2 separate regions of the Homo sapiens genome follow, and region 2 is linked to region 1. Evidence: chromatin loops called from intact Hi-C (ENCODE). Cell type or tissue: GM12878. All regions are shown on one strand. Each heading gives the region's core, and the rest is flanking DNA. Links, peaks and the distances in the headings are about the cores only.

Evidence for each region. Peaks named below come from ENCODE experiments on the same cell type or tissue, not always from the same donor. Only the 100,000 strongest peaks of a DNase experiment are listed, where the experiment ranks them.
Region 2: it touches region 1 in a loop (2.3-fold over the local background); 2 of 110 quality-filtered maps call a loop at or near these places.

The regions. Positions count from the first base shown.
Region 1 is chr14:58,494,822-58,511,028 of GRCh38, forward strand. KIAA0586 reads left to right here. Exons shown (of 31, transcript NM_001329943.3): 27 at 3,962-4,139; 28 at 13,734-13,888. Among named protein-coding and RNA genes, the nearest start is that of KIAA0586, 75 kb to the left of the region's middle. RefSeq lists a silencer at 6,430-6,724. In GM12878, for the core only: a CTCF peak has its summit at 6,598 (motif pointing right); a DNase peak (open chromatin) is centred at 6,580.
Region 2 is chr14:58,875,893-58,892,099 of GRCh38, forward strand. The region is part of intron 1 of LINC01500 (long intergenic non-protein coding RNA 1500); the gene reads left to right. Among named protein-coding and RNA genes, the nearest start is that of LINC01500, 56 kb to the left of the region's middle. In GM12878, for the core only: a CTCF peak has its summit at 8,759; no DNase peak of the experiment used is centred there.

The DNA of each region.
Region 1 (16,207 bases), core at 3,017-11,016:
CCTTCATGTTCCCTGATATTACTCTGGGGCGCCAGCATTTGCAGCTGGGGTTGTTAATAAGAAGACTTTTATGGTTGAGGGGCAAGCAGTAATCTCAAATTAATGGAGGAAGAAACAATGACTTTTCTCCATTCATTCCTCTCACAAAGCCCCTCCACACAGCCTCCTCGCTAGGATGCAGCCCCTTTCTTTCCACGCGTTCCAGTTTGAGTTAACTGTCTGTCTTTCCAGGGGCTTTTCACAACTTTTACTTTAGTTCTCAGAATCTATGGGTTCTTTTTCACCTCTGTAGTTACTCCAGTGTTGATTTTGAGAGCTGGCAGCCTTTGTTACTGTGCTGTCCTGGCTAGACCAGCAATGCAGAAGTTAGAATTCTATCTTCTCCAGATCTTTTTCTAAGCATTAAGCATTTATATATGTATAAAAATATATTTGTGTATATGTATATGTGTGTATGTGTGTGTGTGTGTGTATATATATATATGTGTGTGAATCTTTTTGAGACAGAGTTTCAGTCTGTTGTTCAGGCTGGAGTGCAGTGGCTCAGTCAGCTCACTGCAGCCTCGAACTCTTGGACTCAAGCAATCCTCCCATCTCAGCCCCCAGAGTAGCTGGGACTATAGGCGTGTACCATACCTAGCTAATTTTTTATTTTTTGCAGAGACGGGGTCTCACTATGTTGGCTAGGCTGATCTCCAACTTCTGACCGCAAGTGATCCTCCTGCCTCAGCCTTCCAAAGTCCTGGGATTATAGGCATGAGCCACCATTTCTGGCTTAGTATATAATTTTGAGGTGTGTGTATATATTGTTGTGCAATTTTAAATTTTAAAAAGCAGGTTGCAAGGCTTTTTAAAATTTAACATAAATCCTGAAGATCTACTATATTCTTTTTACCTACTATGTAGTATACCATAGTTTAATTATTCTCCTATTGAAGGATTTTTAGATTGGTTCCAAGTATTCTCTAATCAAACTATACTAGGTATAAAATCCTTTTTTTGTACTCATGAGAAATTATTTTTCTAGATTTAGATACTAAGGCATGGAATTGCTGGCTCAAAGATATAAGCATTCATAATTTAAATAGGCACTGAAAAATTGCCCCTAGCTGTATGAGATCCCTTTCCCATGTCACACATAATGCTTTTAATCTTAAATTTTTGCCAGTCTGATTAACAGTGACATTTTGCATATTTTCTTGTCTAAAGGGCTATGTAATAAGAACTAGTAATATTGATACATTATAAGTTAAAATATTGCTTTGCTAAGTTGTGGCTTTTCTTTGTGCTTGAAACTTCTTGCTTAGAGGGGCATTTGGTCAGTGAAAGCTCACTGATGGCAAAACTGTAATTTGTACATATATGTAGATGGGCTAGGTATATTACTCTGCATTATAGGCAACCTGACTTAAATTGGCATGAACTTAAGCATTGAGTATAATCCAAAACTCAGAGATACTTATGAGTATGAGACCATTTTGTAAATAGGCAAGATAAGTCTTCAGTAGGGTCATAGAGTATTCTTAAGGTGTTAAATAGTTCAGCAGTTGCAAATATCCTAGAAAACAGATTCACAACAGAGAAGTTACTGTAGACTGTCAGAGTAATATAGGCATTGTGAAATATTTCTCATTAATTTCTGGGGAAAACATAATTGCCATCATTCTAAACACTGCCCAAGAGTCTCCAAGGGATTTCATATTAATTATGAACAGTATTTTTTAATTTAAAGGATGTTGAGGCAATCAGTATTCCTAAAGAAGAGTCAGGCTAAGGGAATAAGGAGAGATAGAGATGTACATAGGAGAATGAAGGCAAATTGAAGAGAATCTTGAATGTTGAGCTAAGAAGTTTAGATTTTATTTTATAGTCAATGGAATCATCAAAGGTGTTTCAGCAGTGATTTCTTCATATAGTCTAGTTAAAAAAAACACTTGTTGGTTGAAATTAAACCCCTTTTAAATGAGAAACATGGGAGCTTTCAGATAATTGGAATTTTGCTTCAGTTCTTAATTAGTAAATTCATTAATTAGAATATCTCAAGTCATAAAATGTACTAGTGATTAGGATATATAATTTTTTAATACAGAAAGAAAATAGGAGTCTTATATTTTTTCATTTGTTCATTTATTTCATAGATTTCATTTAAAACAATTTTTTTTTTTTTTTTGAGACGGAGTTTCGCTTTTGTTGCCCAGGCAGGAATGCAGTGGCGGGATCTCGGCTCACCACAACCTCCACCTCCTGGGTTCAAGTGATTCTTCTGCTTCAGCCTCTCGAGTAGCTGGGGTTACAGGCATGCACTACCATGCCCGCTAATTTTGTATTTTTAGTAGAGATGGGTTTTTGCCATGTTGATCAGGATTGTCTGGAACTCCTGACTTCAGGTGATCCACCCACCTCGGCCTCCCAAAGTGCTGAGATTACAGGCGTGACCCACCATGCCCAGCCAACGATTTTTGTGCTTTTTGTATTTTTTATTTTTCCCAAGGAAAATAACATTATTAAATATGACTAAAGTATTCTTCTATAATCTGTATACTTTTTTTTTTTTTTGAGACAGAGTATCACTCTGTCGCCCAGGCTGGAGTTCAGTGGCTCAGTCTCGGCTCACTGCAGCCTCTGCCTCCTGGTTTCAAGTGATTTTCCTGCCTCAGCCTCCCAGGTAGCTGGGACTACAGGCACCCGCCACCACGCCTGGCTAATTTTTGTACTTTTTTTTTAGTAGAGACGGGGTTTCACCATATTGGCCAGGCTGGTCTCAAACTCCTGACCTTGCGATCTGCCCGCCTTGACCTCCCAAAGTGCTGGGTGGTGTGAGCCACCACGCCAGGCCTCTATACTTTTATAAAAATCTTATTATTGATATATGGGGTAACCTTTATGCTGTTTAAAGTATATTATTCTCCTCATCAATTGTTTATTGTAAAGTTTACACTAACAAACTTTAGGCAATTTTTATTCATGAAGAATGAGAGAAATTTTCTGTTATTCCCATTTTAAGCTGTATGAACAATGTGTAATGCATACCAGCATTTAGTGGTTTTGATTTTTTTTTTTTTTTTTTTTTTTTTGAGACAGAGTCTCGCTCTGTCACCCAGGCTGGAGTGCAGTGGTGCAATCTCAGCTCACTGCAAGCTCCACCTCCCGGGTTCACACCATTCTCCTGCCTCAGCCTCCCGAGTAGCTGGGACTACAGGTGCCTGCCACCATGCCCAGCTAATTTTTTGTATTTTTAGTACAGACGGGGTTTCACCATGTTGGCCTGGATGGTCTTGATCTCCTGACCTTGTGATCCGCCGCCTCGGCCTCCCAAAGTGCTGGTATTACAGGCATGAGCCACCGTGCCCAGCTGATTTTTTGTGTTTTTTTTGACACAGGGTCTCACTGTATCACCCATGCTGGAGTACAGTCGTGCAGTCTCGCTCACTGCAGCCTCTGCCTCCTGGGTTCAAGCTAGCCTCCTGCCTCAGCCCCTTAAGTAAATGGGACTACAGGTGTGTGCTGTGATGCCCAGCTAATTTTTGTATTTTTTGTCGAGACAGGGTTTCGCCATGTTGCCTAGGCTGGTCTTGAACTCCTGAGTTCAAGTGATCCACCTGCCTCGGCCTCCTAAAGTGCTAGGATTATAGGCATGAGCCACCGTGCTGGCCCCATTGAGTGTTTTAAATTGTAATATAATTTTTCTTATGTATTTTATTGCTATTTAATTGGTGCTTGAAAAACTGGTTAATTTCATAAAATATATGAAATTATTATATTGAAAACAAAGCCTATCACGAGGCTTATTAGACTAACTTCTTGAACTTTTCTTGCATGTAATGTATATGTGGCATAGAAGGCAGTTTGTAAAATACCTTCCAAGGAGTCAAAGGGTATTGTTCATGATATTTGGCAAAGATTTCCTGTTTTGACTTGATTTTAATATAATGGTTTTAACAATTGTTTCTGCTTTTTAAAGGACTTGGAAAACAGTGTGGGTGAACTTAGTGAAGGACAAAGACCCCAGCTAACAGCGGCAGCAGAGAACATCTTAATGGGACATTCTCTCTATATGCAGCCACCTGTCACTAATACACAGTCTTTGGATCAACAATGTGATCCTAAACCATTATCTCGGCAATTTGACACAGTTTCAGGTAGACACCAAAATATTTTTTCTTGATGTGTCATAGTAGTATCCCTAATCTGAGTTGAGGAAAGTATACCTATTTTCAGATAGGGGCTTGCAAAATTTCTTTATTAAAAGGGATTTTAATAATTGGAAAGTTTGGTGATAACTTTTTTTATAGTATATATAGCAGTGTTTCCCCAAATGTGATTCATATATCAGTGTTGGTACATGAACCTTTGGGTGGTATGTGAATTAATTTTGGTAATACACATACATACACTTAAAACTTTTTAACTGTGATACTTTTATTTTATTTCATTCTATTTATTTATTTAGAGACGGAGTCTTGCTCTGTCACTCAGGCTGGAGTGCAGTGACACAATCTCGGCCCACTGCAAGCTCTGCCTCCCGAGTTCACCCCATTCTCCTGCCTCAGCCTCCCGAGCAGCTGGGACTACAGGAGCCCACCACCACGCCTGGCTAATTTTTTGTATTTTTAGTAGAGATGGGGTTTCACCATGTTAGTCAGGATGGTCTCGATCTCCTGACCTCGTGATCCGCCCTCCATGGCCTCCCAAAGTGCTGGAATTACAGGTGTGAGCCACCGCGCCTAGCCTATTTTATTTTATTTTATTTTTTTGGAGACGGAGTCTTGCTTTGTCGCCCAGGGTGGAATGCAATGGCACAATCTCGGCTCACTGCAACCCCTGCCTCCTGGGTTCAAGCTATTCTCCTGCCTCAGCCTCCCGAGTAGCTGGGATTACAGGCGCCTGCCACCATGCCCAGCTAATTTTTGTATTTTTATTAGAGACAGGGTTTCACTATGTTGGCCAGGCTGGTCTCGAACTCCTGACCTCAGGTGATCTGCCCACCTTGGCCTCCCAAAGTGCTGGGATTACAGGCATGAGCCACCATGCCCAGCCGATGCATTTATTGTAATATGTACTAGAAAAATATAACGAATCCATGAAAATTGACATAACAGATCTTTAGGACAAGGTTAAATTAGATAATACTGTAGACATTTATTCTTTATGCTATATGAATTTCAGTAGCACTCTGCATTCAGGACTATTTTAGAATTTAAATAAACTTTCTGTTGTGACACACTGGAAATAAGGATAGAATAGAGAATACCAATCACTAGCATATATAGTTGACTCTCATCTATGGACCATTGTTATATTCTGTGGTCACCACAAACATATTAACAAGTATTGAACCATTACTCCTAGGGGAAATACAGGATTAGGTTTCTGTGAGCCTCTGGTCATAACATTTTTATCAACTGATCAATACATAATCTGGTTTTATTTATGTTTCTGTTTAAAGAAGTCTTATTTAATATATATTTTGGATTCATTAATATTGAACTCACAGCCATTGAACTATCCAGCAGTATAACTTGTGCCTGAAGGAAGCCTATCTAACATGTATATTTTCTCCATAAGACACAGCGGAGCCTTTTTGTGCTTAGAAACACTAGACAGGCCAGATGCAGTGGCTCACGCCTGTAATCCAGCACTTTGGGAGGCCAAGGTGGCAGATCACCTGAGGTCAGGAGTTTAAGACCAGCCTGGCCAACATGGTGAAACCTCATCTCTACTAAAAATGCAAAAATTAGCCGGGCATAGTGGCAGATGCCTGTAATCTCAGCTACTTGGGAAGCTGAGGCAGAAGAATTGCTTGAACCCGGGAGGCTCAGAGGGCAGAGGGCAGAGGTTGCAGTGAGCCGAAATCACGCCACTGCACTCCAGCCTGGGCAGCAAGAGCGAGTCTCTGCCTCAAAAAAAAAAAAAAGAAAAGAAACACTAGACAGTACTTCAGCACTAAGGGGCCATTTTAAACAGTGAAATCACCAAAAAAAAGGGGATGAAATCTGAAAAACAGCTTTACGTATACTGTGAAAAGGTCACTTGTTTACAGTATGAGAGCTGGAATAAGGTGGAATGTATCGTTGTTCAGCATCAACTGGAAAAATGCATGTTAGGTAATTTAAGTTTTTCACCACTCTGTACATGTCCACAAATGACCACAAAGGTGCTGCAAGTATTGATTTGGGGGGTTATAAATACGTTTTAGCGAGTAGATAAATTTGCAAATATGTAATTTACAAATAAATGAGGATCTGCTATATTCTTATTATTGATTTTTAAATGCCCATTGTTTCTTTCTCTTAAGTGAAAAGAAACTTCTGGAGGCATGCAGATTTGCCAGAAATCAGAAAAGGAAAAGCCTGAAGTATTTAGTTTCATATTGAGTGAACACCTTGTATCATTCAGAATTGGGAGAATTCCGAGACTGAATTTCCCATGTGAATAAATGTAAAGATTGGCCTTATTTCTCATTTTGTACACATAATGAGAGTATTAAATGTTTTACATTCTTTAAAATTTGTAGGATTCAAATGGCATGAAATGTGACTTACATTTATGTCCAGCTAAATTTGCAGAATGCAGTTAAACAGAGTTAACACTAGGTGGCTCTCGCAGATCACTTGAACTGCTAGGTACTTAAGAGCTACTAGGTATCTGAGAGCAACTAGGTACTTAGTTGAAATGTTACAGAATAAACTCCCTGAGGAGATAGCCTCTTCAGTCCTTTTTAAATATCTGGTAACCCTAGCAGATTACCTATAGTACAGTGCATTTTTAATCTTAGGTACATTGTAGGTATTTAATTGGAAAAAATAAGTAATATGGTATAACATAAGATTGAACACATATGTAAGGCAGTATAGCAGAATAGCTAAGAGTTTAGGCTTTGAGAGTTTCAGAAATGGGTTTGAATTCCAGCTCTATGTATCTTTGGTCAAATAACTTAATGTTCCTGAACCCAAATTTCTTTATGTGTCAAGTGGGGATAATATTGCTATGTACGAAATTACCCCACATTTAACAGCTGAAGGCAGCAAACATTTATTATTTCACAGAACTCTGAAAGTCACAAATCCGGTAGTGGCTTACCTGGGTGGTTTTCAGGATCTCTCCTGATGTGGCAGTCAAGGTGATGGCTTGGACTGAGGTCATCTGAAGGCTTGACTAGGGTTGAAGGATCCACTTTCCAAGTTCACTCACATGGATTTAGCAAGAGGCTTCACTTCCTCACCATGTTAACCAGTCCATAGGGCCGTGAATGATGTGGTAGCAGACATCTCCCAAGAGAAAGTAAGCAATCAAGATGGAAACCATAATGTCTTTTTTTTTTTCTTTTCTTTTGAGACAGAGTCTCGCTCTGTTGCCCAGGCTGGAGTGCAGTGGTGCGATCTCAGCTCACTGCAACCTCTGCCTCCTGGGTTCAAGTGATTCTCCTACCTCAGCCTCCTGAGTAGCTGGGACTACAGATGCACGCCGCCACCTCGCCTGGCTGATTTTTGTATGTTTTTGTAGAGACGGGGTTTTGCCATGTTGGCCAGGCAGGTCTCAAACTTCTGACCTCAAGTGATCCACCCGCCACAGCCTCCCAAAGTGCTGGGATTACACGTGTGAGCCACTGCGCCCAGCTGATAATGTCTTTTATAACCTAATCTCCAAAGTGACATGCCATCACTTCTGTCATATTCCATTGATAACACAGACCAATCATGGAACAACTTAAGAGGTGACTTTTAAAAGGTGTAGATACCAGGAGGGCAGGGATCACTGGGGGCTATCTTGGAGGTAATAGTGTCTATCTCATTATGGTTATTAGGTACATGTATTTGACAATGCATGTAAAGTACTAAGCTCAGTGCTTGGCACATGGTGTTGTTCTCTTTAATAATGCTTGGAGTATGAAAAGTACTATCTTATATGTACTTAATAGAATCAGAAACTATCAACAGTTGACTAAAAGGACTTTGCCTATAGAAAACTAATTTGTTCCTCTTGTTTCAAGATTTTCTCCTGGTGACCACAGACTATAACTGTGGTCCATAGATGAGAATCAACTATATATGCTAGTGATTGGTATTGCTTTTCGTCTTGATTTTTAATAACTTTGCTTACAGAGGGTCATCTCTTCTTACTTTGCCCCTCCCCACCCCTGCTAATTTTCAGGAAGTGTCCTATTTTCTGTAGTCCTCTATCACTGTCTCCATTCCTGAGGCTCTCAGGTTGGGTTGAGTAACTGAAAGTTGCAAAATTGGCTTTGAGGAGTTGTCTTGGGAAACCTAAAATGTAAGCTGTAATTTGAGTGAATTATTTGTGGACCCTGGGATATACTACCAACTACAGCTTTTTATTTACTCAAAAAACCTGTATTGAATACCCACTGTATACCTAGAACTATGTAAGTACTACATTAAGCACTCAAGATTCAAAGATGATAGATATCTGCTCTCAAGATATTTACTAACTAGTGTGGGAGAAATAAATAACAATTATAATATTGTGTGACTAGTACAACACAGACGGCTGTGGGAGTGCAGAGGAGGAACTTAACTCATTTGTGAGGGCTTAGAAAAGGTTTTCTGCAAGATCCAATGTGAAATTGAATCTTAAGGGAATTAGCCAGATGGTAAATTATGATAAGAATATTCCAGTTTGTTCATTTACTTATTCAGAAGATATTTTTGAGTGCCTGCTATGTGCTGAGCATGTGCTAGGTGCTAGGAATATGAAACTTGGTAAGGCCCTGTTCACAATGATTTTTTTTCTCTAGTAGACATAGTAGATAAGAAAGCAAAAACATGCAATAAATTACTGTAGTTATTGTGAAGAAGCCCGTATAGGATGGAGGTACAGGTCAATTGTAGTTGAAGGGATTCAGGAAAGACTTCATAGATGAGGGAAGTCTTGCTTGAAGTGACTCCTCAAAGATGAATAAATGCTTGCCATGTGGTGAGTGAGGAGGGACCTTTCAGACAGAATATGCAATGAGACAGGGGACAAAGGCAAAAAAAAAAAAAAAGCAAGGGTTAATCGTGGAAATGCAGTGTTTTTGTCAAAGAATTAGAGCTTAAGATGCAGTGAAATTGCAGCAGGGAGCAGAAACCAGGTCATGAAAAGCCCTGGATTATCTATTAAGGAGTACAGTAAGGATCGCTTTGTATACAAAATGGGAAATAATAACAGTCTTACTTTTTACTTTATACTTATTCCCATGAACAATTCAGCCTTAAGTTTCTGTCAGTTCTGAATGTTGTGTGATATTCATCAGTCTGTTAAAGATTGTAAGTAAATGAGTGATGTGATCATATTTACCTTTTATTTAGCAAGATCATCTGAGATGCAATGTGATGGATAGATTGGAAGAGTTAAGACTGGAGGCAAGGAGCCTGATTAGACAACCATTAAAGTTGACCTGATGAGACATTATTCAGTAATGAGGATATATAAAAAGGGAGATTTGAGAGAGAATTAAGGAGATGGACAGGAATTCATTTGAATGTGAGCAGTACAAAAGAAGCAGAAAGTCTAAGAAATCCCTAGGTTTCTGTCTAGAATTATTGGATAGATGGTCATCTCAGTCACTGAGAGAGAGCGAATATGGAGGAAGGACAGAATTAGGAGGAAAGAGATTGAATGGGGTTTATACATACTGAATTTGTGATGCCTTTGACTTTCATACAAATGAAAAAAATCCATTAGATATGCCGGACCAAAAACTCTTGCTGGACTGGCAATTTTAGGCAAACTTAGTCTTCTCTAAAAGTCTGCCATGGTTGCTTTCCACTATAACAAAATTCTAGGAAAGTAAAATTAGGGATTTCTAGTTATGATTAATTAAATTAAATTTGACTTGAATGAAATAATATTTTAAATATCCCTCTTTTAAAGGTCTAACTTGCATTATACAGGTAAGACACCCACACTCAATGAGCCTGCTTGTTAGAAGACACAGCAAATTCAGCACTGTTATGATTGCTGTCAGGGAATCCTTTCCTGACCCTTATCACTGGGTTAAATACCTGTCATGTGTACTCTCTATAATTCTCTAATGTCACCTGCCTAATGTTGCTCTTATCACACTGATATTAATCTCATGTGAGGGTACGGACTTTATCTTGTGTACTCTCATATCCCTGTCACCTAGCAGGTTATATAGTATACAGAACATAGTAAATATCTGTTAAATTATAGGATGGTGTATTATGTGAAAGCTATTACGCACTTTTTGAGTGCTCCCCACCACCACTTTTTTCCTGTCCCATGTATGCCTTATCCCAAGTAACCCATGTTAAGATTCTGGCATATAACCTTCCTGTTTTTTACCTCACACATATAATTATATGCACACATGCATGTACAATATATATGGTATGTGTGATTGCCATTATTTTACAACTTAAGATCATATCTTGCACACTTGCCTGCATTTTGTGTTTTACCCAGTAAACCCTTAGATTATTCCAGGTCAACCGGTATTACTTAAATTTATTCATTTTAATGATTACGTAAAACTTCATAGTGTTGATTTCCAATAATTTATTTAGTTGTTTCTCTATTGATGGATGTTTATTAACATGTCCCTGCACTATAAACAATGCTAGAGTAAGTATCCACACACACATCCTACCAGATTGTTGTGTTTTATATACTCCTCCTTACTCCAGTGTATGTACTCCTGGGAAGCTCTTCTATACACGAGCAAATGTATCTTTAGTTTAGAAATAGATAATGCCAAGTTGCTTTCTTGAAAGTTTAAACCAATTTATTTTTATCGGCAATTTATTAGTGCCCTTTCCTTACATCCCCTCCTGAAATTGTGTTGATTAGTTTTTTTACATACCTCAGTAGAAATATGAAGATATGTTTCTGACTCCTGGTGAGTTTATATGTCTTTTCATTCATATGTTTGTTGGCCATTTGTATGTGCTCCTATAAAGTTCTTTTCCCATCTGGGAGGTTCTCAGTTTTTCTTGTTAGTTTTAAAGCTGTTTCTATAGTTTAGATGTTTTCTACTATTTGTATTGTAAATATCTTTATCCAAATTTATATTTTGCTCATTGACATTGTTGATGATCTTTTTGCCATATAATTTAAAAATTTATATGTAGATATTTCTAACTTTTATACTTTCCGTGCTTTCATGGCTTGATTATGTTGCTATACTGTAGGAAAAAGCTAATCACTTTTATCTATTTATCTGTTATCCAGTCACATTACCAATTCTCTTATTAGTTCTAATAGAGTTCTTTTGTTTTCATTAAAGTCTCTTGGGTTTTCTAGGCATATACCATATATCAGCAAAAGAGTTTTCAATATCTTCTTTTTTTAACATTATATGTAATTCTTTTCTCTTAATTCATTTGCCACTCTTAGAAAAATGTTGAACAAGTCACATAGGAATAGAAAAAGGCGTATCAGAATATAAAGAGACAAATAAAGCCTGAAACATTAGTTACTCTAAATTATAAGTATTATTACCATTATTTAAATTAATCTTATGTTAGATAATTAAATGAGAATCAGGTAATAATTTTGATAAATTGTTTTATACAGATTTAATACCATAATAGTAAAAATCAAAACTCAATGCGGCTGGACATGGTGGCTCATGCCTGTAATCCCAGCACTTTGGGAGAACGAGGTGAGCGGATCACTTGAGCACTTGAGGTCAGGAGTTCAAGACCAGCCTGGCCAATATGGTGAAACGCTGCCTCTACTAAAAATACAAAAATTAGACAGGTGTGGTGGCGCGTGCCTGTGGTCTCAGCTCCTAGGGAGGCTGAGGCAGAAGAATCGCTTGAACCCGGGAGGTGGAGGTTGCAGTGAGCTGAGATTGCACCACTGCACTCCAGCCTGGGTGAGTGAGTCTCCGTCTCAAAAAAAAAAAAAAAAATTAAAACTCAATAGATGTATTTCGCTTTATGTAAAAGCCCATTGAAAACCTAGATTAACATAAAAGATCAATCAGAGTGATTATTTGCTATATCTAGGAAATTGTCAACAGAATGCCTTTAAATGGAAAATATCTATGGCGTCTTTGAAATATTTTTTCAGGCTGGGTGCAGTGCAGTGGCTCATGCCTGTAATCCCAGCACTTTGGGAGGCTGAGGCAGGAAGATCACTTTAGCCCAGGGGTTTCAGACCAGCCTTGGCAACATGGCGAAACCCTGTCTCTACTAAAAATACAAAAAATTATCCAAGTGTGGTAGCGCACACCTGTAGTCCCAGCTACTCAGGATGCTGAGGTAGAAGAATCACCTGAGCCTGGGAAGTCAAGGATGCAGGGGGCCATGATCATGCCATTGCACTCCAGCCTGGGCAACAGGAGTGAGACTCTGTCTTTAAAAAAAAAAAAAGTGTATATATATATATGTGTATGTATGATTTTTATATATATGTATGATTTATATATATAAATCATCTATATGTATGATTTATATATAAATCATGTATGATTTATATATATGTATGATTTATATATATATCATGTGTATGATTTATATATCATATATATTTATATATGATATATAAATATATAATATCATATATAATATATCATATATATGAATTATATATATGATTTATGTATATAAATTTTAAATATATATATTTAAAACTTAATTTGCATATAACTCTTCAGGTCTATTTCTATTGATTATATTTTAAAAGGTTGTCTAGCAAGACTGTGAAACAGAGAGCAGTGACTTAATTCCTCTGTGCTTCTTGCTAGCTCTTTGATTTTGGACAGTTAGTTAACTTCTCTGAACCTTAGTAATGTCAGTGAGAGACAGTTACAATGATGTCTAACCTATCTTACAGAATGATTGTAAAGTTCAAATGTAATAAGATAATGTACTCATATATGAAAGTGCTTGGAGTATATAGTGCAATACAAAGGTACAGTGGTTAGATACATAGATATCTCTGCTCTTGTCTTCTTTTTACTGATTTGACTGAGGTGCCATTTATTTATTTATTTATTTATTTATTTATTTAGAGACGAGGTCTCATTTTGTTACCCAGACTGGAGTGCAGTGATGCGATCTCAGCTCAGTGCAACCTCCGCCTCCTGGGTTCAAGCGATTCTCCTGCCTCAGCTTCCTGAGTAGCTGGGATTACAGGTGCCATGCCACCACACCCAGCTAATTTTTGTATTTTTAGTAGAGACAGGTTTCACCGTGTTGGCCAGGCTGGTCTCAAACTCCTGACCTTAGGCATCCACCCACCTCAGCTTCCCAAAGTGCTGGATTACAGGCATGAGCTACTGCACTCAGCCAGAGGTGCCATTTAGATAAGAAAATAAGAGCTTGATCACTTGAAGAACAAAATCTACAGAATAGAGCTAGGCAATACCAACATTTTCCAGGCAGGAAATTGCCCTTTGCTTTAAGATTACATTTTAGATAGAAAGTATTCTATTGACTCTTAGAGATAGGAAAGGTAAGCAGGAGTATTAAGAGTTCGTATGTGGGAAGGAGGCTGCAGATGAACTGCATGGGCAACTTGTTGACTGGAACTTTACATAGAATATTCCATGGATTTGTTTGAACATAGGTACTTTTTGCATTCTCTCTGAGTTTTGGTTTTAATTGCAGTGAAGGCTTGGTCCAGGTGTTTTTGTTTGAAGTACACTGCTAGTTCTAATTCAGCAGGTGAGAAATATTGGTGGTTTTAGTCAACTACTTGTTCATTTTTGAAGATAAATTTAACACTTTATTTTAACTTTTTATTTACATTTTTGATAACAGGTAGTATTTATGAAGATTCATGTGCTAGTCATGGTCCAATGAGTTTGGGAGAATTGGAGTTGGAGCCAAATTCTAAGCTGGTTCTTCCCACAACACTTCTGACAGCACAAGAAAATGATGTTAATTTACCAGTAGCCGCTGAAGATTTTTCCCAGGTACCAAATTAATAGCACTTGTATTTTACTTAAAATGAGAATTGAAACACTGTTGCCTTAGCGTGGTACCCCGTCAAGAGCCAAGCCTCTGGAGTCAGATAGCTTCAAATCATGCCTCCTTTATTTCCTAACTCAAGTCTGAATATAAATCTAGTTCACCCAAGCTGTGCCCTAGAACACATTACTTAGCCTCTTTTAAGCCTTAATTCCCTATCTTTAAATTAAAGAATAAAATAATGGCCAGGTGCAATGGCTCACACCTGTAATCCCAGCACTCTGGGAGGTTGAGACAGTGGATCGCTTGAGTCCAGGAGTTTCAGACCAGCCTGGGCAATGTGGCAAAATGCCATCTCTACAAAAAATACAAAAATTAGCTCGGCTCCTGTAGTTCCAGCTACTTGAGAGGCTGATGTGGGCAGCAGATTGCTTGTGCCCGGGAGGCAGAAGTTGCAGTGAGCCCAGATTACACCACTGCACTCCAGCTGGTGACAGAGTGAGACTCTTGTCTCAAAAAAAATGAATAAGTAAATAAAACATAAAAATAATATATATAAAAGTAAGGTAGCGATTTCATTTACATCTCTGTATCTGCATGCAATACCTAGCTCAGTAATTTACATATAGTAGGTGCTTGATAAGTGTTTATTACATTGAAATTTGTAAAAAGTGTTTCATAAGAAATGTATTGCATAAGAAATTTAATGCTGAGGTAAGCCAATGGCCCATGCAATCTTGTGTACTGAAAAAATAGGTTAATTACTCACCAAGATGTTAATCTAAAAAAGTTCAATATTAAGTAGTTTTTTATTTGTGTATTGGCAATTCGTTCAAAATTACCCATTTTGAACTAATTTATGAATAAGTATTCATGGTATTATGCAGCAGGACATGTTACGGATGAAACCAAAAAATACGTAAGATAAAGATTGTTTATGGAACACATGATTATGTGGGGTTCAGTATTACCAATCTGTGACCAAGCAATGATCAGGAAAAACTAGTTAATAATGAAAAAGTATCTGTTAATAACTTCGATATAAAAAAAATTTTTGTGACCATGATTAGGCAAACATTTCTGGGATATGATACCAAAGGTACTATCTATGAATAATAATTTTTTAAATTGGTCTTATCAAAAATAAGAACTTCTGTTCTTCAAAACACAGTTAAGAGAATTAAAAGGCAAGCCACTGACTGGGAGAAAATATTTACAAATCACTTATCTTATCAAAGACTTCTGTTCAGAATATATAAGGAGCTCACATAACTCAATATTAAGAAAACAAACAATCCAGTTGAAAAATGAACAATAGATTTGGAACAGTCCTTTACCCAGAGAAGATAATATAAATGGCAAATAAGCACATAAAAAGATTCTTAGCTGGGCGTGGTGGCTCACGCCTGTAATCCCAGCACTTTGGGAGGCTGAGGCAGGTGGATCACGAGGTCAAGAGATCGAGACCATCTTGGCCAACATGGTGAAACCCCATCTCTACTAAAAATACAAAAATTAGCTGGGTGTGGTGGTGTGCACCTGTAGTCCCAGCTACTCAGGAGGCTGAGGCAGGAGAATCACTTGAACCCAGAAGGTGGAGTTTGCAGTGAGCCAAGATCTCGCCACTGCACTCCACCCTGGTGACAGAGCAAAACTCCTTCTTGAAAAAAGAAAAAAAGATTCTCAGCAGAGTTAGTCATTAGGAAAATGCAAAATAAAACCACAATGAGCTACCACCACACATCCATTAGAATATCTAAAATCTAAAAGGCGGTCATGCCAAGTGTCGGCAAGGATGTGGAGCAACTGAACTCTCATACTTTGTTGATTGGGAATGTAAAACGATCCAACCCCTATGGAAAAGAGCTTGGCCATTTAAAAATATACACCCACCATATGAACCATGCATTTCACTCCTAGTTTCTCAAGAGAAACTAAAACATATATTTACACAAAGACATGTACGTGAATGTTCATACAACCTTATATTTGTAGTAACCAAAAACTGAAAACAACACAAATGTCAATCAACTGGTAAATGGACAAATTGTGGTGTATCCTGTACAGTGAAATACTTAGCAACCAAAAGGCATGAACTATGAATACAAACAATAACATGGATGGTTCTTACAAAAGTTATGTTGAGTAAAGAAGCCATACCAAAAAAAAAAAACACTGATTTTATTTATATAAAATTTTAGAAAATGCAAACTAATTTATAGTAATAGCATTTCAGTTATTTTGGGGTGATGGTAGGAGTTAGAGGTGGAAAGGGCAAGAAGGAGAAGATAAAAGGGTGTGAGAAAACTTTTGAGATTGATGGA
Region 2 (16,207 bases), core at 4,862-12,861, 380 kb after region 1:
AGTCACAGATGTGACCTTGTCATCCTGAGGTCCCTCTCAAACGTGTCCCTTTTGGGACAGGGCCCCTGATGAGCCCATGTGTGCTGCTGTCCAGTCATGGCTCCTACTGACTCTCATCACGGCTCTGAGTGACCAGTTCTGAGCCCAGAAAACTCTCTCTCCTTGGATCTGAAGCCAGTAAGAATAGAGCTGCTAAGGCATCTGGAAAGGGGTATATTTTCCTCCCATCCTTAGGGCATAGGCGATTTTCAGTAGAGACCAGATGAGCTCCTTTAAGGGGAAGTTATGCCATTAGATTCAGAGGCACACTTGGATATAACTAGAGGTTACCTTTCCAAAGTGGCACTTTGGGCTTCCTGTGCTGAAATCCAATTACTATTTTCTATGGTCACCTATATCTCTTCACCATGGAGTGCTGTGAAACTGCAGCCTGGGACTTGGAGGAAAAGTCTGTGTTGCCTTTGTGAAGGTGAGCAACCTGGAGTTAAGAACTCAGAAGTCTGCCAGTGACACTGAGCTATTGTTATCATGTTAGAGAAAATAACCTGAGTTACTGCCCCTAGCTTACAAATGTTTTCCCGTGATTATCAATTACTATAGTTTTTTATAATTTATCATATTGAGAAAACACAACCTCAGAAATAAAATTTAATGAGTAGACCCAGTGAAATATTGCTGTTGAACCATTTTAAAATTTAAGAAAAAAAATCCATTCAAGTAGCAAATTTTGTTGCAGTAGTAGACATTTCACAGGACCATGCAAGAAGCAGTTTATTCTCTAAGATCAGAAAATGCATTATCCTATAATCTTTGGCATATCTCATGTGTTATATGCAGTAACAAATTAAGTGAAAAGTAGCTCTTGCCCAAGAGAGCTGCAACTGATGCTTTGGTGAACTGCCAGTTTCTTGCAGCTATGGGAGGACCTTAAGATGATGAAATGTGTATTGTCTATTACTGGGTTGGGAACATTGTCAGGATCCTACTGGAAACCCATATACTGGGAAGTGGAAGAGTGAAAACTGTGCTTTAAGAAATTACTTGAGTAAGTGTATGTTCCTGGGAATCTTGGAGGCAAGATGACATCAGGGACTCAGTAAAGAATTGCTGGTGGGATGGACAGAGGGATGGAGTGAGAGGGGGCAGGAGAGTTAATGGGTTGTGCTCAACATGCTCTTACAGAAAATTGACCATGGAGGTGGATCATTGAGAAGTTTATGATTGGGTGACACATATTCATCACAAAAAAGAAGACTGGAGGAAGAGCTGGTCTGGTTGGAAAGTAAGGAGAGGACAGTTTTGCATTAGGTTGCTAATTTGTGATCACAGTGAGACAACCAGCCAAAGATCTCTAGCAGGCAAATTTAAAAGATAGGGCTAGAACCATCAGAGATACTGGCTGCAAAGAAAGAACTAGGCATCATCCACATAGAAAAGTTCAACAATGGACAGATTTGAAAATATTATGCAAAAGAGTTTAAAAAATCAAGAGAAGAGCACTGAAGGAAAAACTTTTGGAGCAAGAGGGAGAAGGAGAGCTGGCAAAACACGTCTAACTTTTGCTACTGACATGATTCTTCCAATAGTTTCATGGGTTTAAAATCTTAAGACAGTTTTTACTCTTTATTCTTCTTAGATTTCCATATTTAATTGATCAAGTCCCATTGATTATATCTCTAGGTGACCCTTATATTAATCTTTCGTTTCCATTAACAGGACAACTACCCCAGTTCTCACTTATGAAGAAAATTAAACTGAAACATAGGCCTAGAGTTTATGTGTTCTTGAACATTGCACCAGGTGGGATGTATTTCTGTGTTTTTTGGTTTATTCATCTTCAACACCATCTCTAGAATTGACTTCTAAAATAGCTTTTATGGTGTCGCTGTCTCAACATCTTTCAGTAATTATTCTTCACCTACAAGGTAAAATCCAAGGTATTGGCATCTCCTTTAAGGCCATTCCCTACACAATTTGATCGTGGTTTACCTTTCAATGGTATTCTTTACCATTCTCCCACTAGAATATGACAACTACACCACACTACTTACCAAATATACTATGCTTTTGTGCCTTTGCTTGTGCTGCGCTGTCTGCCTGCAATGCCATCTCCCTAATCATTTGCTACATCTGACATGCTCTTCACTCTTCAAGACTCAGGGCAGTGTCACTTCCTTTAGGCAGCTTTTCTTGATCTCCATTCCTGTCCTTTGATGGAGATAATTTCCCCCTTTTCTATGTTCTCATTTCATTCATTCTACTGGGTATAATTAATTAAATATATAATAGTCTTCTTTCCAAGACTGAAAAACTTGAGGGAAAGAACCATGTTTTTGATGTCCTCGTTGCCTGGCAAACTGCCTGATTCATAATTGGAGTTCAGGAAATGTTTTGTATATTAAAAGAAAGCAAAGAATGAACTGTTAGAAATATAGGAGGAAAAAACCAGGTTAGTGTCAGTGCAGATAAGAGAATAAAGTTTTATGAAGTGGAGGTGAGCTACAGGATCAAGTGAATTCCAAGGAGGGAAGTTTCTTGAGTGAAGATAGTCTCCACTTTCTTGCCACCCACTCACCTCTTAACCTCCTGTAGCCTGATTGTGTTTTTATATGTTAACTATAACTGGAAGGTCACCATTGATGTCCTAACCATAAAATCCAACGATTCTTCTTCCTCTTTATGCTGTCCTGGCATGCTCCATGCTGGCCTTAGACATGCAGCCATGGCTAAGGTTGAGCAAAAGTGCAGTGGTCATAAATGTCCCTGGAACTGAGGAAGTTGAGTAGGTTGGTCAGTATGTTATAAAGGTCATTTTCCTGGATACTGATGATGGTAGCAGAAGTTTGAGTTGGGGAGATACATTACTACCAGTGGTAACGTCATAGAGGAAGGTAAGAATAGAGCATTGGAAGTAAGCATATGGGAGCAATGAGAATTGATGACCAGTGGTGGTAAAGGTGAGAAGGGGAGGCTGTCCAATGGTGGGAGAAGCACAGTCATTGGAGAAGGAGCTGTGGGAAGCATGATGTGCTCACCCAAGGAAGTGGTTTGACTGAAGGGGGTCAGGTTTCAGTCATGGGGAGGAGCAAAGGGAAACATGGAATGAGATCAATATAGGAATTTCACAGGGTAACATGAAAGGGCTAGTGGAGGAAAGGGGCAGGGAGGAAATGGAGTTGGAGTAGAGCATGGATGGGGACAAGGTTGTGGGGCAACAAATCTAGGGGCAGGGTTTTCTCCTAAAGTGGGAGGGAGAGTTCAGTGGTCCCTGGAGGCAGATTTTTATGGGCCTGTTTTTTAAAAATGGTGATTGTTTAACTTCCTTTGACTATCATTTCATAAAAGCTTAGACATTTGAGCATAATCTCAGAATACAGAACAGTTCTTTGAATTGTATATACTTATTATACAATTATATATTTTAAATTATGTATAGTTATCAGAAAGTAACTATATTGTTCTTATTATTTTCAGTTTGCTATATAATACTGAAATGTTTGTCTATTTACTACCATTTACCAGCAGTGTGACCTTGGATAATTATGTAACCATTCTGTGACTTGGTTTCCTCTTCTATAAAATGGGCATAATAATAGTATCGATAACACAAGGTTGTTGTGAGGACTAAGTGAATTAATATTATGAAGAATACTTAGACAGTGCTTGGCACATAGTAAACTATTATTCATGAACCAGCATTTGGGGCCAGATGGGTAGGATAATTGAGATAAGGGGAATATGGCACTGGGCAATAGACTGAAATCACATGTTAGTCATAGGAAAAGGGAATTTTCCAAGGCAGAATTTTGCTGCTGGAGGGTATTTTAGGATTAACTATCTCTAGGTTTTCAGTGGAATGTCACAAACTTGGCTCTTTATGAGATTGGCTGGGCTCAGTGTGCTCTTCGATCATATTAATTAAATGAAAGATCGAGGCATCCTTATTTCCCTACTACAGGTGGCTCTCCATTCTCTGTAGCCTTTGCTGTTTCTTCCTCCAGGAGATCTCCTGTATCATGCCTTGGATGATAACTTCCATGAGAACATGGACCTCCACCTGTATAAGATTTGTGAGCCCCACAGCACCTAACACAGGGCCTTACATACTCACTGGCCATTATTTTTTAAATGAATGAATAAAATACCACCTAGGCCAATAGGGCTCTCAGTCCTTCTTATGTTCTCATTTATTGACTAGGTTTTCCAGTACTTAATAAGAGGACTTAAAAGCAGTGGCTTATTTAATTTTGCATTTAGAAAAAGAAAGTTTATCTTTACCCATTGAATCTGACATCAATGGGAAATGGTAGATTTCCAGATCGTTAAAGACTACCATCCTTTAAGTGCTAAGACTTTTCTTATTTTAGCTACTATATAATATAATGTACATATACTATATAATACATATACATGTAATATAGATACATATACATATAAAATACATTATGTATAATTTAAAGATTATATATATTTATCTTTATTAAATGTATGTCCTTGGCTACTTAGAATACATAAAAAAGAATTCATTTTGATATATTGATAATTCAAGATAATTATTATCAATATCAGTGACTTGACTTCCCTTAAAGGCTATTGAGGTGTGTAAAATTGCCTCTATGCTAAATGAGTTCTTCTGTCTAATTTTCATAAGAAGGGGAGAAAATGAAGGTTGTTGAGTTCAGAAGATGCCATCAGGATGACCATTGTTAGTGCTTCCTATAATACATGTGGTTTCTCTGGAAGCCTTTTGCCCTCTCAGTGTGCTGTATCTAACTGCACAGGAGACTGAGAAATGTAGCCTTTATTCTGGGTATCCATGTGTTCCCACAAACGTTTGGGTTTTTTATTAGTCATTTATTTATTTGACAAACTTTTACTTAGGACCTACTGTATGTCAAACACTCTTTTAGGTATTTGGGATGTATTTATGAACAAAGCAGGCAAAGATTCTTGGTCTCTTACATTCTTAGCAGGAAGAGACAAACAATAAACAATACATTCATAAATTTTATAGTATGTTAGAAAGGGATAAGTGCTATAGAAAAAGGTAGAACAAAAAAGAGGGTTGGGAATGCAAGGACAGGGGTCAGGACACAGGAGGAAACAGGTGGTCAGGGTAGAATTCATTGATAAGGTTTGAAAACCTTAAAGGAGCTGAGGGAGGGAGTTAACCATGCGGGCATCTGATGAGAAATCCCTAAGGGACAAGTACAGATAGAGGAAAGAGCAGCAAGTGCTGAGCCCTGGGGTGTCCCTCCAGTAAGAGGTGTGGGAGAAATGAAAGAACCTGCCAAGGACACTAAGAAGGTGGCCAATGGGGAAAATCAAGAGAAGAGGATGACAAAAACGTGTGTAATTTTTTTTTATTACAACTGAGAAACTATCTATCCATACACTTTTAGAAGTGAATGAATAAATTCAATAGAGCCCAAGGGCCTCTCCTATGGCTAAATTAGTAGATGTAATAACAACAGTAATAATAAAAATAACTATAAAATTAACAGCAAACATTTATTGAGCACTGTTTACTATGTGCTTTGTATTTGTACCTTCATTAACAGGGGAGGAAACTGAAGCATAGAGAGGGGATGGAACATGCCCATAGTGCAGGTGCTTTTGGCTGGCCATCTAATTTGGTGCTCAGAGGAGACTGGCTTTGTAGCCTTGAATCCCTCAATTATACCCTGAATAAATGAGATGACAGGGCGTGACTCTCAATTAGATGAGGTACTTCTATGCAGTGTTTTTCCTTTTTTTGCCTATTAACTCAAGTAATAGACTCACATGCTGAGTGACTAGCTTTTATCTTCAAGTGACTCTAGGAGTTTTTTTTTTAACATGCCAGTTAATTACTGTGAAAATTTCACCTAAGTTAGTCCCCAATTAGGATATATTCAACTCATTCCTATGATGATCTCTTTTTAGATTTATCTTAGTGCCTTTGAAACAGCTGATAAATGTTCTTCCATTTGCTGGCAGTTACTAATATTCACCCTAAAATTTTTCTTTTCTATACACTCCCTCCCAGCTATCCCTTGGCATTGCCTATGACAATGCCACTTGGTGTAGTTACCATTTCTATTACTACCTCTAACCCCAAAGATGACAGTTCTTGAGAAGTGGAATCTGGGAGTTCTTGAAGTGCCTAACACATTTCTCACACTTTTTTTTTTTTTTTTTTTTTTTTTTTTGAGACAGGGTCTCACTCTATCACTGAGGCTGGAGAGCGGTGTTGTACACCACTTACTGCAGATTTGACGCCCTGGGCTCAAGTGATCCTCCTGCCTCAGCCCCCCACGTAGCTGGGACCACAAGCACGTGCCACCACGCAGCTAATTTTTGTATTTTTTAGTAGAGATGGGGTTTAGCCACGTTGCCCAGGCTGGTCTTGAACTCCTGGGCTCAAGCGATCTGCCTGCCTCAGCTGGGATTACTGGTGGGAGCCACCGAGGCTGGATCCATTTCTCATACTTGTATTCTTTCTTGGCCATTTTAATTTAGAAGGTAGTAGGGCCAACCTAACACTTGGGGCTTTAGAGGTTTGCTGCAGACAAAATATGCACAATTGAAGAGATTTTTGGAGTGAAAGAGATGGTTTCATTAAAAATATTATAATGATAGAGTAGAGGTTGTCTTTTTCATTGTTCTGCAGAAAAAGGCTGCTCATGTGTCCTAATATATGTAACATTCTGATTAAAGGCCTTGAGGAAAAATTTGGCATGTGCTGTATTAACAAAGGCAAACTCCACTTACATCTGCCAACAGCTGAAAGGCAGATTCTTGTGGTAAGATCTCTGAACTATAAACAATGCCATAATAACACTTGTAATTTGCGATGTCATCAGCTAAAATAAGAGACAATTATTACAAATCATATTGCTAATATTTTGAGAAACTGAGATCTAATGTTGCTAAATCAAATTCCTGTGAATTCCACAGGGCGCTCAGCGCATTATAAGATTACCCTGTGCTCTAAGCATGTCCTCATTAAGGCTGCTGGCTACTGTGTTTTTATTGCTCCCCTGGGAGGTTTGTTGAGTTAATGCTGCCAGTAGGAAGTCGTGTTTTCCTAGCCTCCCTGGTATACAGGCCTCCCAAATAGGTCTGCAGCCAATGATGTGCTAGATTAGGTTATGATGATTTGTCTTGCCATCTCTGTGAAAAGTGAAGGCAATCAGAAATCAGTGTGAAGTACGGTCTAGCCATGTAAATATCTAAATAATCTCATCACAAAAAGGAATGCTATAGTAGGTCCAGGATGAAAGTATTGAAAGATAAGTAAATCAGTAGCATTAACGTTTTAGATTGGTGCTCATAGAGTTTGTGCTTTTGTCATCACTATCACTATTGTTTAATTACGGTTAGAAAGGGCTACTGAGCACTTACTGTGAGCTACGCACTGGGCAAAATGCTTCATGTGCATTATTTGATGATCCTTACCAAACCTTATTAATCTAGGTGCTATTTTCAGCCCCATTTTACAGAGAAGATAACTGAGGTTCCTGGTTTACAGACTATGTTTATAGCCATGTGGTAAAGAAGAGGCTGAGCTGGCGTTTGAACCTAGATCTTCTTGTCTCATGAGCCTTCATTATTAACCATTATGCTATGCTGCCAACTTTATAGAGAACTTATAAATATGGCAAGGAAAACACCAACTTAGAATAGTTACAAAATCTTTGCTTATTGGCTTTTGTCTAGCAGGTTGTAAGGGTTAAAAAGTAAAGAATAGAGTTTTAAAGTATTAGAAGATGATAACCTTCTAGTAATAATTTTATTTATCCAGTGTAAGACATATTTTTTCTAATTTCATTAAAAATTACAAGACAGGTATCATTATTCACCAATAAGCAAACAGAGAACCAGAGATTTAAGCTGCTTAAGGTCATCCAAGTAGTAAAGAGTAGAGCCAAGATTTGAGGCCCCATCTACCTAATTCCAAACCTTGAATGCTTTCAGCTTCCTCTGACAACCTCCACTGTGTGTGTGTGTGTGTGTGTGTGTGTGTGTGTGTGTTGAAGGGTGGTGGGATGTGGGTGCATTATTTGTGTCTCTGAGAATAGTGAGTTATGTGTGAGTTTTCTAGAAATACCCTACTAGTCTTATAATAAAAAGTTTACTATAAAAATTCTTGGATTTGGAATAAGCCTTAAAGGTTACCTTCTAAGACCAGCAACTCATTTGATGCTTGAGTGTGTCCCACAGTCACCCTATCAAGTGAGTCTCCAGTTTTTTGTTTTTTGCATATCCCAAATGTTGAAAAATTTATTGCCAAATCAGTCCTTCCGTATTCTGACATCTTTTACTATAGGGTGTCTAGCTTGGGCTCCCTCTTTCTCCCCTCTCTTGGTCCTGGTTTCAAATCTTTGAAATGTACAGAACAAGTCTGATCAATCTTCCGCAAGGAAACCATGTAAATATTTAAAGATGGCTATTTTGGTCCACCTTGAATCTTTTCTAGTCCTCGGGGACCTCCCATATTCTTCAGCCATTCTTCTTGTGAAATAGATTTGGTTCTTTCTTGATGCCATTTAATCTGTGTTTTGGCTGTAGGAAAACACAGATGTTTCAAGGGATCTGTTCACCTTCTTAGAACATGATGCTTAGGATTAATCACTTTTCTCTCAGTGTGGTCTTACCAGAATAGACCAGCAGAGCATGTCCATAACTTTGTTCTTTCTGGATACCACATTACCATCTTTCGTGACCTCTCTCTAAGCTTTTTCTCTTATGATGCTGTGAAGTTATACTGCCTCTAGCTGACGGATGTGCAATTGCTTTTGAACCTACCTAACAGACTTTTATCCTTATTCAGTTTTATCATGTTATATTTGCCTTTAACCCTAATTCTGTCATTCAATGTATTTATCAACTCTTCTAAGTAGTCAGTATTCAGTGCAGGAGACAGAGACCTCTCTAGGGATTTTCACCATGAAGAAATTTCACACATACTATTCTTAACAAATCATTGGAAGTACTGGAAGAATAGATTTTAAGTTGAGCCTTCAGAAATAACTCTCAGAACATTACAGAATTTTCCCAACAGAGGAGTTACTACCTCCAAGGCCACTTCTGAAGTTGTGCATTCAAGAACACAAAGTCTTACGTGTGATCTAGGAATGAAAATGCTACCACCATTGTTGCTGTCACACCTTTTGACACCTAGAAAGATATCGAAGAGACACTGAAACACTGCTGCAGGAGAGCCTCGCATCTCCACAGCCTCTCCATGAAAAGTGGAACACAGAAATATCAAAAAGGGCAGAAAAGTGGGATCTGCTTCACTTCCACCTCCCACATTCTTCATGAGAGGTGCTAATTAGGCAATTTGTATCCAGAATCTTAGTTACAAGAGTTGTTTGCTTTTTCTGTTTTTAAAAGTTCTCCATAATCTTCAGCCAGAAGGAAGGCAAAATGGAGATTGAGCAGCCCAACCCCCAGTATCTATCACATTTCCCAATTGTATGTAATCTACAAATTTACTATACTTTGCTTCAGGTGAATGAGTATACTGTGTATGTGATATGTATGTGTATGAGAGATAGAAAGAATATAAACAGAGACACTCAAGTCATTGATAAAAATCGTTTTTGGCATGCTACTAGAATTTTCTGAATTTTTGTATGAGTGATATCCGTGGGTGTCCATGGGAATACAAAGGTTGAATTTGTTCAGCTATATCTTCTGATATTATGCCTTGCATAATTCAAGAGCTTTCAAGAGGAGCTTCACAATCTTGAGTGGAGATTCTTGGGTTGTTGGCTTCTCCTGCTCTAGACTGGAGGGCCTTTCCGAGGGAGGAGTTGAAGTCTCCTCTGGATGTTGAATAACTTTATGTGTGCTGTCACTACTGTGTGTCACAGGGCCACAACTTCAGGGGGCATGAGTTACAGTGCATTTGATATTGTGTTCTAGAGAGCTACATTCACCCAGAATACCATGTAAATTGTATTCTTTGAAGCTGGGCAAACTGGTGTCTGAGTAGGCCATTGGATAATGATAGCTTGTGGTTGAGCTTGGTCAATTTCATGCTATCTAAGGAAATTAGACCTGCATACAATAGTTACATTGGTCTATAACATTTCTTCCACCTACCGGTTTAGTGACCCTGTTAAAAAAGAGAGATGAAGTTAATCGAATAAGGTTCTTGCTGGATTCTCATCACTTCTGCTTTCTGTTATAGTTACTCCAAAACATCCCTATAACATATGTTTATTGCCCCCAAATTAATGTCAAGTTCTCCAAGATCAGTTGTAGAACTCCACTTTCCCTCTTTGAAAACTAGGTCTCCATTGATTTATCATCAGTTTCTTGCCCATTTCCTTCTCTTCACATGTGGTAAGTACTGTTGAAATCCCTCTCATACTGCCTCAGCTCTCACCATTCTTAGCAAGCCTATAGAGTTCTATCACAAGCACCTATAAATCTCTACCAGAGTTGTTTTTTTAAGGCTCAAATGATGAGGAAGGTTGGAATGGCGGAGAGTCAATGACCCAGAAGGAACTTTTGGCTACTGACTGATAGAGTTGGAGGTGATGTCCCAGCTTCCTTGTGCCATGGATAGGACCACTCCTAGACATTTTTACACTGTCTCACAGAGTTCTCTCGGCAGGATGGAGCCCCAGCTGTCTGCAGAGGTCACCTGGTCAGTAACTCTCCCTATATTGTCTTCTTTCTCTTTTCTCTCTCTTTTCCTCACTTTCTTACCCATGCTTGCTGACATCACCTCCTAAATAAAATGCTTGTATGCAAATCCTTTGCATCTACTTCTGGGGAACCCATCCTCATGCATTTTGTACTTCAGAAACCCCATCTGGGCTGTGATGATTATTCCCAATCATCCAGAAACCCTGGGGAAACTTCACTGGAATTAGAGGCTTCCTTACAATGTCCCTGCTATGGCCTTCTTCTCTATCCAATCTGTGTTATCCTTTTCCATCTGAAGGTCATCTTTCTTAAAGAAAAGAAAAGTAAGATAGATGTTCACCAGCTTGTCTTGTTAACACTCAGCTGTAACTATTCTACAATTGGCTGCTCAAAAACAAGTTTATTGCTTCATTGCCCATGCTCGAGTATAACTAAAGTTTCCATGGATCATCTTCAGTGTTTTCCTTAAGTTTCAGTTCAGTTAATGCCAAAGTTAACCTACTTTTTTTTGTCATTGTTCATAGAAGTCCATGTCATCCTCTTATAATTGCTTTTGGTAACATCTCTCTTAACATATTATCTTTGTTTTTTAACATGCTTTTGAGATGAGTTCATCGGAGAGTTCCCTATGGTTTAAAAGAGAAGGAAAGGTCTAGAGAGTAGATAGTAGTTATTGAGAATTATTAATCATCATTACACTTTGAAGCCAGCTTATTGCTTCAGGAGTAAAAAATAAGTGTTGCTCCAAAAGGTTAACTTCTCCCCTCTCCTCCTCCTTCCATCAGTACCCCCCAATGCTTTGAGTTATATGGACTAATCCCATTTGGCCAGAGAGAGGTATGGGTTCAAGAATTCCCTCAATTCTGTGAGAAGAATGTGGAAGAACGTTATTATAAAGATTTGTACGTAGAGGCAAATTTCAACACCCTTTAGATAACACATTCATTTCTCTCCATCAACTAAAGTTATCTAGCTGAGTCGGATTATCCTCTGCTGCATTCTGTAGGTACTAATTTTCACATTATTTTGATGCTTTTTGTCTCCTATCAGAGCCCTTATGGCTCTGTACTGCAACTGTATTTGGTTTGCTTGTCTCATCCCTTGAGTTGCGAGATCTTGGAAACTTCAGCACAGTTGTGTGCCCACTGCCCAGTGTAGGGTCAGGGACATGGTGGGTTCTCAGTGCACATTTGTTGGACAAAGCAGAGCATGCCTGGCATGTGCTACTCAGGAAAGATAGCCTTTGTGCAGCATAGGTAACTGACTTTGGGAAGCAGAATTTTCCATGCAAAATCTTGAGCTTGCTACTGGTTACTGAGAAACCGACTCAGTGACTGGCATCTTGCCATACTTTGTAATCCTCTGGAAATTACATTTTGAGAACACAACCTCCCCTTTGTGACAGGCAATTAAATAACACATGACTGACTGAATATAAATTATACAGGTATTTTGATTAAAAAAATGTTTCGAGCACTTTCAATTTCAAAATATTTTTGATATTCATGACACATTAGTGTTAGTTTATAAAGGTGTCTGTTCTTCCTGTCAAGTTCTATTTGTGAATCAGGACATGAGTAATAGTGCTCAAATGCTGGTCATGTAGAATCTTATCTCTACCTTCTTGCTAAGGCAGGGCTGTGAGTGGCAGGGTGGAAACCATGGTATTATCATCAAAAAAAGTCTTCATTTGAAGTCAATGAAAAAATAGCGGCCCAAGAATTTGGGTCAAAACTCTTCTACTTGGAGAAAATACATACTTCTCTTTGAGAGTTCTTTAATGGAATATAAGCTAATGGTGAAAGTGAAATTGAGGGTTTTATTAGCATAACCAGGGTCTTCTGTTGTCCCATTCATATCCCTTGCCCATCTGCTTCAACACCATTGCACAATGAATCTGTTGCATTTTGTGAGATTTTACTCTTCTTTAGTGGTATTTTGGGAAATTGGAATTGGCTCTTTCATATAGTAAAGCTCAGAAACCTTCATCCTCCCTGAATGATACCTGTTTATCACACTGCTTTTGGAAGGAGATGAAAGAGTTGTGGACTTAGCAAAATGTAGAGTCATTAAGGATTTTCCAGACATATTTAAGCATGCTAATATTCTAAGAATGATATTTTAGCAGAAACATCTAATGTTTTGCCACTAGGTTATTTACAATACTAGATGAAGTTCAAGGAGTCTTTGGCTTTGCTTTTCATTTCCCTACAAATTATTTTCCAGCCTCTGTGGATTTTCTGAATTTTGTCTCCTAGAATTGACCACAAGAGAAGACTCCCTTTCAAACTCTTCATTCTCTGGTTCAGAGGTTTGATGTAATGGTTGTCTCATCGTACATGGTCAGCCACAGGATATACTTCATCCATTTCAGAGCTGTACTGTGAGTTCCAGAATAATCAATCTTTGAATCTTTGAACCAGGGTCTTCTGTTGTCCCATATATGTGAACATTCTAAGAGTACAATTATATCCAGACACATTTTTAAAACTTTGATTTTTGTTTAGATTACACCAATAGACAAAAGGCTAGAAAATATGATCAAGAAAATGTGCTAATCTTTTGGAAGTCAATGGAGTTCAGTGGCAGCAGAACTATTTATTAAAAGTCCAGTTCTAGATCCTTGAGGATAAATCATCCTCCTATAAAGACACATGCACACACATATGTTTATTACGGCACTATTCACAGTAGCAAAGACTTGGAATCAACCCAAAATGTCCATCAATGATAGACTGAATTAAGAAAATGTGGCACATATATGCCATGGAATACTATGCAGCCATAAAAAAAGGATGCGTTCATGTCCTTTGCAGGGACGTGGATGAACCTGGAAACCATCGTTCTCAGCAAACTATCACAAGGATAGAAAACCAAACACCACATGTTCTCACTCACAGGTGGAAACTGAACAATGAGAACACTTGGACACAGGGCAGGGAACATCACACACCAGGGCCTATCAGGGTCTGGGGGGTCTGGGGGAGGGATAGCATTAGGAGATATACCTAATGTAATTGATGAGTTAATGGATGGAGCAAACCAACATGGCACATCTATACCTATGTAACAAACCTGCACGTTGGGCACATGTACCCTAGAACTTAAAGTATAATAATAAAAAATAATAATTAAAAAAGTCCAGAGTCAAGTGTTGACACTTTGTAATTCAACAAATTACATTGATTTATTACATTTATTACACTAATCCTAGTTGCAGAGGTAGACAGATAAGTAAACAGAATAAATCACATTAGTGTTCTGAAGACTGTGATAGATATAAGGTTCGTGAATACATGAAACAGGGACAGCCAGCCCAATTGTTGGTTTTAACAATAAACCCTTTTATTGAGTGTTTATTATGTGCCAAGCACGAAAGTACTTTATATACATTATATTTAATTTAGCTACAGCTTTATGCACTCATTTATTTCATAGACAATAAACTTAGTATGGTCACCGATGTTGCCACCAAATTTGAGCACCACTTTTGCTGGCCAACTCTTATTTGCCATTTATCATGAAGCACGATCATGGCAATAGCTCTCTGACATACGAGTTGGTTAGAATTAGAACCATACTTTGTAAAATTCATTTCCTCTGACCAGACAAAAAAGGAGGACTGATTACAATAGGACTGCTAAGCTAATTACTTAGTGGCAAGCTGTAATTCCAAAACCACAAAAGAAGAAGGCAAAAGACATTCTAATAAAAATTTGCTTCAGCAAGGCCTTAGGTCATATGGTATGAACATTTGCAGGATTTGTTTTGTTTTGTTTTGCAGCCTGAGTTCCATGCTATAATCAGAAATATGTGGCACATTTTGAACAAAGGAAATATATACCCAACAAAGTGTTAAAATGGAGCTGCCAACCAGACAAACCCTAGAAATATGTAGCCACTTACAGGCAGAACACAACTACATGTGTTCCCAATGTGGAAGGCATTCCGGAAGTGTATGCATCCACATTTCTACATGAGGTTAGTTTCACTGTCAATGTATCAAAAATGGGAGATGATAATGTGCAAATTATAACCCTTCAATACAGGAATGCATTGTCTTAATTTTTGTTGTAGACATTAAAAGTGAACAAAAACGGCTGGGCACGGTGGCTCATGCTTGTAATCCCAGCACTTTGGGAGGCTGAGGTGGGTGGATCACGAGGTCAGGAGATCGAGACCATCCTGGCTAACACAGTAAAACCCCATCTCTACTAAAAATACAAAAATTTAGCCGGGTATGGTGGTGGGCACCTGTAGTCCCAGCTACTTGGGAGGCTGAGGCAGGAGAATGGCGTGAACCCGGGAGGCAGAGCTTGCAGTGAGCCAAGATTGTGCCACTGCACTCCAGCCTGGGTGACAGAACGAGACTCTGTCTCAAAAAAAAAAAAAAAAAAAAGAAAGAAAGAAAAAGAACAAAAACTAAACTTCCGATAAAATCTTTGCATTTCAAAGGTATAGTTTTGACAACCATCCAGGGATTCTAAAGATGTTTTATTTTTTTCCAAATCTCCAGTGGCCACCCACCTTTTCTAAGATTCTATTCCTCCTAACAGCTTGGAATTGCTTTGGGGCCAATATATTTTATTCATTACTGATATCCTTCAAAACGCACCTTTACTTCACAAGTAGAAACTTATTGACAACCTAATAATTGGGTTGATAACTTGTTAGGTGGAAACCCAATTCCTGAGAAAGAGAAAGCAACACTGATTCTTCCTTTTCTCAAGCAAACACCACAACACAAAACTGAGCAAATCTACCAGTGGGCAAGAGCCTAGGATTGATAAAAATGGAGGTTCCCATCTTTATTTTTCTTCTCTCCCTCCTGTTTCTCCAGGGCAGCCTGCCTCCTCCCCTCACCCCCCAGCTTTAGTTGCTGGTGCCCAGATCATATCGTGGAATTGTACAGGTGTAAGTTAAAAATAAACTTAGAGCAAATGATTCTCTTTTGATTCCCTACCCAATCCACACTCTTCCCTGTCCCCTCTATGTCATTCCTGGCAGGTGGACATGAAGCTCCAGGTAAGAGGCAAGCATCCGTGTTCAAATTACCATTCCCAGTTTGAATGACTTTGTTTGCAGGATCTTACTTCTGCTTAACTAAATTTGTACCCCACCCTCTATGCACTTAAAATCCCTTTAAAATTTGTTGATCCTTAGTTACCTCCCTGGAGCTCCTTCTATTTATACACAATAACTGGTTTCCAAATATTGAAAATCAACTCTTGTAGCCCCTCTAGTTTTTGTTTACTTACTTGCTTCATTCCCCACGGGCTGAACACTCCAGTTCCCTGGACTTTTCTCATATGATATGTACTCGAGCTCTTTATGCCCAGATTTTTGGGGGGTGATTTACTATCTTAGCAGGCTATCAAATCTCTGGCTTTGCTCCCCAGCATAGGACTATGCACCTCCTCACACTGTCCGCCTGCAGCCATGCCTGATCTATGTCTCAGGTTGACTTTATATTTCAGTAGCCCTCTTAGGTTGCAACTTTTCTTCCTAAAAACTCATGCTGAGCTCCTCTGAGGACCCAGGTGTATGACTTGATGTCTCT